Linked DNA regions of Homo sapiens: region 1 is linked to region 2. Evidence: chromatin contacts called from ENCODE Hi-C data. All regions are on one chromosome and are shown on one strand. The core of a region is the stretch at or near the end of the contact, and the rest is flanking DNA. Distances in the headings are between cores, read along the strand shown.

The links. Hi-C counts contacts between places; a loop is a spot of excess contacts on that map. Pooled maps may share reads with other maps.
Region 1: a map of Caco-2 shows a loop between it and region 2 (1.9-fold over the local background). The contact joins two enhancer-like sites. A Hi-C loop is called at or near these places in 1 of 168 maps with a recorded cell type or tissue (Caco-2) and 2 of 50 pooled maps.

What each region holds. Positions count from the first base shown.
Region 1 is chr12:29,707,631-29,711,654 of GRCh38, forward strand. The region is part of intron 5 of TMTC1 (transmembrane O-mannosyltransferase targeting cadherins 1); the gene reads right to left. Among named protein-coding and RNA genes, the nearest start is that of TMTC1, 74 kb to the right of the region's middle. RefSeq lists an enhancer at 2,399-2,943. Within about 2 kb of position 2,646, at least 10 of the 41 ENCODE cell types and tissues checked have a DNase peak (open chromatin) inside an H3K27ac peak, as active enhancers do.
Region 2 is chr12:29,549,643-29,553,940 of GRCh38, forward strand. The region is part of intron 10 of TMTC1 (transmembrane O-mannosyltransferase targeting cadherins 1); the gene reads right to left. All of the region lies in intron 5 of LOC105369714 (a long non-coding RNA gene), which reads left to right. Among named protein-coding and RNA genes, the nearest start is that of OVCH1, 54 kb to the left of the region's middle. Within about 2 kb of position 2,894, at least 4 of the 41 ENCODE cell types and tissues checked have a DNase peak (open chromatin) inside an H3K27ac peak, as active enhancers do.

The DNA of each region.
Region 1 (4,024 bases), core at 1,396-3,895, 160 kb after region 2:
TTGCAGACTTTTCCATTATCCTTGGGTTGGCCTCTGCACATGTGGCCATCGTCCTTTCTTACTGATCCTGTTCTTCAACCATGTTCTCTTTCTCTTATCCCTCTTCCACATCCTCCCGCAGTCTCATCCGTATGAACCACCCTTCCTTGTCTGCTGTGCACTACCTGTCCACATTTTTCACCTGCCACAGCACTTAAAAACTGAAGTTTAAATACGGTCCTCTCTCCCGCTTTTCTACACTACAAGGTCTTTGAGGCTGGAGAGCCACAGTGTTTTTTGTTTCTAGCCCCTTGACACACAGAACCAAGTCAGACACTCAAATTTCTGGTGAATACTTACTCATGGAAGACATGTAGTGAACCCCTGCTGAGAAACGAGGTACTCTGAGGAGACACAAGATGTCCTCATTCAAGGAATATTGCTTAAGATCTTTTCATATGCCAGGCAGTGTGCCCAGTACTGTGGGATATGTCAGGGAAGGAAACAAGACAAGCCTTGACCTCCAGAAGGATACAACACACAAATGCATACAGAAAATGTGATAACAGCTAAAACAGAAAAGCACAGAATTGCAGAATGAATATATAATGAGGTGCTCTGATTCACTTTGCTTTACTCTGGTACTGTGCCTGGCACAAGATTTTAATAAATGAATGAGTGAATACAGCCAGGGAATGATAAATTAAAGAAAGCTACCACAAAACTTAATGCACTTTATTTATTAAATAAATGCACATGAACAGCGCAGAGCAAATGTCTCTTATAATAGACACCAAAAGTCAGAGGAACAAATAATTTGTCGAAGTCACTTCAGAGATCATCCAAAACACTAGCTCTTAACCACTGAGCCCCCTTTGAAAATCTAAAAACAAACCAATATTGCACACAATGGAATTCTCTAAAGCCCATTGACTCCCAGTTTTAAAGTATTTTACCCATAAAGCCCACTTCAGGACAGAGCCACAATGCACATTTCCAAACAGTGCTTCAGGATACCCAAAGTCAACACCAACTGCTGACTGGCAGGTCCTTGGGAAAACTTGCGTTTGTTAAATACATTCTAAAGACAAGATATTTTCCATGCCAGAAGCACACACAAACCCAAATATCAACCTAGAATGTACCGTCTTGAGCCCTTAGGCTAACCTGTTTTTATATAATAGGAGATAGAGCCTCTGCAACAAGAGAGATTCCCAAAGTTTGAAGCTTTGCAGTTGAAATGAGCATCTAAAATCAAGGGCCAAGTCCCAACAAAATTTCGTCTCGATTTTCTTCTGAGAAAATGAAGTAATTTCTTATTCTCCTAAACATAGGAGTATAAGAAAATATTGTTTTGTCAAGAGAATATCCTTTCAGACTAGTTCTACAACGAGAGAAAAATCACCAAGAAAGGATATTGAACAAGAGTCAAATGCCAAGATGAAGAATATATTTTTAAATACTGTTTTTGTTTATTTTTGCACTATATATCAGAAAACAAAATACTCTATTCCATCTATAACACACTCAAAAAGCAAGTATAATAAGAGGCAATTAAATTTCAATATTTGGAGAAAAGTTTCAGAGATTGGCAACAGTGTTGCAGTGGGGTGATGTTGTCAGACTGCCTGGATTCAAATGCTGACATCACCAGGTGTGACCTTAAGCTAATGGCATTTGGCTTCTCAGAGCCTCAGCCAGTCTTCTGCAAAATGGAAATAATAAAAATTTTAACAACAACTTCATAGGGCTGTGTGTATATTAAGTGAGATAATTCACTTAAAAAAGCTTCAGAGCAATACCCAGAGAGCTAAGAAAAACAAAACAATACATTGGGTAAGAAAGTGAAAAGGAAGAAAAGAAAAAATATTTCCACATTAACACAAATAAGAAAGAACAATACATTTCCATGTTCCACTTTTAAAATACAAGTACATTCAGATAAAAATTTTGAAAAAAAAAATTCACAGATTTTCTAAATAAACAGAAAAAACTGGAAAAGAAATCAGAAAAAAATCCCACTTCCATAAGCCTCTCTCTCTTTTCTCTGGCCTTCTTTCCTGGGTAGGAACAAGATGCCAGATGGTAATGCACCAATCACAACTTGACAACACTTTTCTAGATATGCCTCTGCTTTCCAAAATGTGTTTAAAATTTGTTTAATGCCTTTATATTTACAGGTGTTTTAAAAGGCTTTTAATAATTCGTCTTACTCTTTACTGTGCACTAACCTGTAGGATAGGTTTCTTGAGGTTGCTATAGGAGTTTAACTATAGAGATGAAAACAGGGAAAAGCCTAAAGTGCTTTCCAATCGCAGAACATGAGTCTCACCATCATTTGAGAGAAAATAAAGCCGAGAGAAAATCCATAGCACATGGGAGGCAAACACCTTGCCAAAAAGTGAAATGACCAGCCAAAGTTAGGTTGTTCTGATACTGCTATACCCTGTTAGACTCACTGGTAATGGGTCTCTATCTGTCTCTAGTCAAACAATCAGTACGTAGAGTCTATTTCTGTTTTCTCGTTTGTTTCCCTCTTTTCTACTGAACAGCGTTCTTTAATCAAGCAGCTGCCACAATCTAACTGGCTTTCAGACTGAGCTACTCCAAACACAGCCTGAACCACTTTGCCGGGGTCTGCAGGAAATCTCCAGGCCTGTTAGGACACAGCAGATCTTTTGTAAGTCACTTTGGCTGCTCTTGCTCCCAGCTGCATGCCAATTAGTCTGCAGGCTGCTCTTTCCTTGCAGCCATTGGAACCACACTCCTATTTCAGGGATCTCTCAGGAAACATGTGGCTGAGAAACCAAATAAGGCGGATGCCTAGTATTTGTCATCAACCTAGATCACAAATGTCCTTGTCATGATCTACCTGAACCTTTAGAAGATGATTTTTAAAGAAGGATATATATATATAAAATATATATATCCTTATATATAATATATATAAAATATTGTATATAATGTATATATATTTATATTTATTATACTTATAATTTTTTATATTTATATTTATATTTTTATATTTATGTTATAATTTTTATATTTATATTATTTTTATATTTATATATTTATAATTTTATATATTTATAAATATGTATTTATAATTTTATATATTATTAAACGTATTTATATTTATAATCTATTTATATTATATATTTATATTAATAATAAATATATTAATACATAATGTATTTATATATAATATAATGTTTATATAATATAAATATATTAATAATATATAAATATATTAATTATATTATTATAAATTATATTATTAATATATAAATATATTAATAATATATAAATATATATAAATATATTAATAATATATAAATATATATATAAATATATTAATAATATATAAATATATATATATTTTTTCCCCCTCAGAGCAGGGTCTCACTCTATCACCCAGGCTGGAGTGCAGTGGTGCAATCATAGCTCACTGCAGCCTCAAACTCCATGGTTCAAACGATCCTCTTGTCTCGACCTCCCAAGTAGCTAGGACTATGGGCATGCACCACCATGCCTGGGTATTTATTATTTTTGTAGAGACAGGGTCTCACTGTGTGCCCAGGCTGGTCTCAAACTCCTGGCCTCAAGCAATCCTTCTGCCTCAGATTCCCAAAATACTGGGATTATCCACTTGAGCCACTGCACAGGGCTACAGTTAATGTTTTTAACAGGTAAGAAAGAAAATGTATTCAGGAACAAGTTTCATGTGATAATTTGGAAAGGGAGACTATAAGGGATTATTAAAGTAAAACAGTCTCTATGAGTTCAAATTTTGCTTTTAGCACTTTGCTTTCCTTTCCTCTTAGACATATTGATTTATACTGTGTACATTATCCTCCATGTGCCAAAACCAAAAATTAAGGATGCTGACCTAGGACGGGTGTTGGTGTCATTGGTTAAACTCAGACCGTAAAACTGCAGCTGGCACTACATTTCTAACATTGTTATAACAAAGTGAGGAGGACTGAACAGTTGAAGCAGATGTTGGAGATGTTCAGGGATTTGGGGCCCAGAGGCAGGACTTTAA
Region 2 (4,298 bases), core at 1,644-4,143:
GTCTACGAACATGCAGGAAATTTTGAGATAGAAAGAAAGGAAACTGTAATATTTCACCTTGAATGACCTGAATATTCTAAGTAAAAGTAAGGGATGAGGTTGTCTTCTGGGTGTGTGTACAGGGCACTGAGGAGGGGAACAGAGGATGTATGCATTAGGGAAACAGGAGATAACATAAAAGACCATAAGGAATGAATTTTCAACAGCTCTTACCCCTAATCATGGTTTTGTTTTCCATGTAGGGATCCCATTCAACTCAGATTTGTATTTTTTTCCTCTATCATTTGATAGATTGGATGACAGTCTAGAGTCCTACATTCTCTACAGGAGTGAAAATTGTTTCTTGGGGTGGGGATGATGGTGGTGAAAAATAATCATAGACATTACAATGGTTTTGGGTCTTTCCAAGCTCAATCCTATGTAACAAATCTTATTCTTGAGTGTTTAATTGGGGAGAAAGCTGATAAGAAAAAATATCTAAAAAAGCTCCTTAAAAGAGGTGAGTATGATAATGAAAAAAAAAATTGAGAAATATTGGTCTAGGGAAAGCAAAATACAGGTAGTGAAGTAACTTGGGTTGGCCTTGTCAGGCAGGTAAATGTTGGTAAAAGTGTGAAAGAGTCTAAGTTGATGTCACGTGCATTACTGAAATACATCAGATAAATTAGAGATAGGGTTATAAATTATGAATGCAAAAATCAGGGAGAAGAGAGGTTCTAACAGTGATCAAGTGCAGGGCCGGCAGGAAAGAGGGAGCAGGAGAATAGCACCTGTCACGGAAGCTATGCTGATGCTTAGGTCTTAATAGAAGGCAACTGAGCAGACAGAGGAGCGAGGAGGTGGCAGGTCATAATCATGATCCCTTTAAAGTGTCAGCGGGAATGAGAGAGTGGGGAAAAGGGAAGGGAGGACAGAGGTAAGAGTTTAAGCTCAAAGAGGAGCATTTCGGAGTTCAAATGCTAGAGAATGACAAAGTCTGCATAATTAAAAAGCCAGTGGCCAGGCCATGTTGGTAAATGCTAAGGTAGAGCATAAATGGGGGGCCCTGAAGGGACAGAAGCACAGGAACTTGGTGATGGATCTTCTTGCTGAAGAGCGCAGCATAGTTTGGTGAGCAATGGAGAGTCACTGCCCTGGTGCTCAAGTCCCTGAGGATGATGGAAGAAGGTACAAGAAGTTGTGAAATGGCAGGGATGAGGATGGTGTTATGAGATGCTGGACTGGGCTTTAAAAGAGCAGGGAGATTGCATCACTGCACTCCAGCCTGGGGGAGAGAGTGGGACTCCATCTCAAAAAAAAAAAAAAAAAAAAAAAAAAAAAAAAAAAAAAGAGCAGGGAGACAGAGCTAGAGAGAAACAAACATGATTTGGACAAAGATGAAGGGGAGCAAGTGTAATGGGATTGGGACTAGAAGTAACTAAAGGTGGAGGGAACAGGTCACTACCACAGGGGTGCAGAGTGGGGGATAGAATTTCATGCTAAGAGGAGGATGCAGAAAATGCTCATCTGAAGCTGGTATACTAATGTGGTAGTAAGGGTGTTAAAAAGTTTTCTTTATCCATGTGGCTGGCATTGTCTACTCTCCGGGGCTTCAGTTAAAAGGTAGAGAAAAACTACTATCTTGAATGTATCAACTTCCTTTTTATGAAATAAAAGTTTGTGTGGCTAGTGCCAAAGGTATTAGGAAACATATCCCTAGCACTTAAAAGATAATGGTTACCCTTATTTCTGCCTCCTAATATTTTTTAGATATTCAATTTTCTAAAGGATCAGACTAAAGTAAATCAAATATATCCTGTTATCAAATTCATCTGCTATATAGTTCAATTATTGGACATTCCATTACATTTTCCCCTGAGTTTTGATTATAAGATTTATTGTAATACCTACCTAACACTCATATTCTATTATGTGAACAAAAGGTAGTTTTGGCAATAAGGGAGGTATGACATGGTTCTTCAAGAAGTTCTTTTTATATTCCATTTCAGTAATAAACACCAACAGCTATTTTAACAGAGCATTCACAGAAATATTTTTCCCATATCCTGAATTTAAATATTCTATTATATTCTGTTGAGCCATCAGGGACTTCCGCTCTGTTCATCCATAAAAAGTTCATGCTAATCTTGCCTATTTTCTTTCTTCTTTTTTTTTTTTTTTTGACATTTTAAATTCTAACCAAAGCCAACAAGAATTAATATAAATTAAGAATGCTGGCATGGAAAGCTGCTTCTTATCAACCTCTCACACTGTAAATGTGCTGCACAGCATCATGACATATTAGCTGCAAAGTCCAGTGAAATGGTCATAAAAGGGGCCAGATATATTTGGATAACACTCAGTGAAGTCTGCTGCTATGAATGGGTCTGAAGCCGTCTGTCATATAATTCCAAGAATTCAAATGAGTTGCTATAAGATTGCCTTGGATGCTCTGATAGAGTCACGTCTTATTTAGAGCTTCTGGCCTGGACAAAGACTCATATTTCTTTCGAAGTCAAGGTTATTAATAAACATCTGTGTTGTACAATATAGTAGCCACAAATTACATGTGGCTACTGAACACTTGAAATATGGCTGTCCTGAGATGTGCTGTAAGTGTAAAGCACACATTGCATTCCAAATATTTCATTTAAAAAAAAAAGAATGCACACCATCTCAGTAATATTTTCAATTTCTCACATTAAATTTTAAAAATTATGTTTTAATATTAATCACATGCTAAAATAATTTGAATACATTAGGGTTAAATAAATATTATTAAAAATAATTTCACTTTTTAAAATGTTTTAAAATCTGGCTACCTAAAAAAATGTAAATTACATGTATGGCTCTCATTTCTACTGGGCAGTGATGCTGCAGGCTGTAGCCCAGTTTTCAGGTGGGCCACAAGGAGGCAGTAGAGTGCGGTGGTTAGGGGCAGAAGGGCTAGAGCAGGTCTAGGTTCCATTCTGTGTCTTCTATTTCCTTACTAAAGGACTTTGGCATGTTACTTATTTTCTCCAAATCTTAGTTTCCTTATTAATCAAACAGGAATAATGATAGTGCTTCCTCTCAGGGATTATCAAATATAAACTGTTCACATCTAAAGAGATAACTTGGATTCTCAGAATGAGCATTAAGTTCCAGGTTATAAAGAAGGATACAATTTTTTAAAGTTAACTCAATAACTCAAAAGTTAACTCAATGGAGAAATCAATATTGTGTACATCTTAAAGTGAATAAATAGTAAAACAGATTAAGTCAAATCAAATTGAAAGTGTTTTTATCCTCTTCTTGCCTTTGACCCATTGCTATGGCTCAGAAATGTATTAAGGTAAGCAGAAATAAAGCTCAGTTATCTAAGTGCTATTTTCTGGGTCATCTCTCTCTGTTACTTAGCAACATAACTTCAGGGTGATGGAAATCAAATTTGCTGTTTCTTTAAGAGAGATGCAGGGTGGTCCTTTCTCCCAAAAGGCAATTGCATGCCATTAAACAGTCTAATATTATGTAATGTTTGGATTGGAAAGCTATTTGGGCACGTGGGTAATGGAAAGTGAACAGGAAAAGGAGTTCAAGGGTAGGGATTCAATCCTGGCTCTGCCATGGCCTGAGCCAAGGTCACATAAAACCTCTGAACTTTGGTTTCCTCACCGGTAAAATGGGGATGAGGAAGGCAATATATCTCCTAATAGATCGTTTTAAAGATTAAATAATGAATATTAAAAGAAACTTATCTGTAAACTGGAAAGCTTTTCAGAGTTAGCTCTTATCATTATTTTAATCTACTGAATTCTATGACTGACCTATGCTGAGATACAGCCACTTGGCTCTATGGTGTAACAGGCAAGAGGAGGTAAACAAGGATAACTTGTTTGGACCTCTGTTAACTTCTTAGGAGCTTGTTTTCTCTTCTTTCCTATTCACTGTAAAGACTCATTGTAAGGGCATCATGAAAAAAAAGGCACTCAGGAAACAGTAAAGTCTTATACAAATGTAAAGCATTGTTGTTGATTTGGATCATCATCAAGAATTGATTTTTACTGAAAAAGAGAAGGGGTAAAAAATCCTGTGTTGGTTACCCAATAACTCCTCTTACTGTGAAAAGTAGCCATTGCCAAGTTCCAAAATGCATTTTTAACTCACATGTACTAATTTAAGATGTTAGCAGTGATAAGATGAAAATTGAAAAAGGAAAGTTAGAGCATCCATCTTTTGCTCAGGTCTTAGCAAAATGAAACTTATAAGAATATCTGCCATTATTTTCAATTAGAGCCAAATTCAGCACCATATTATGATCATAACTGTAGAATAGCATT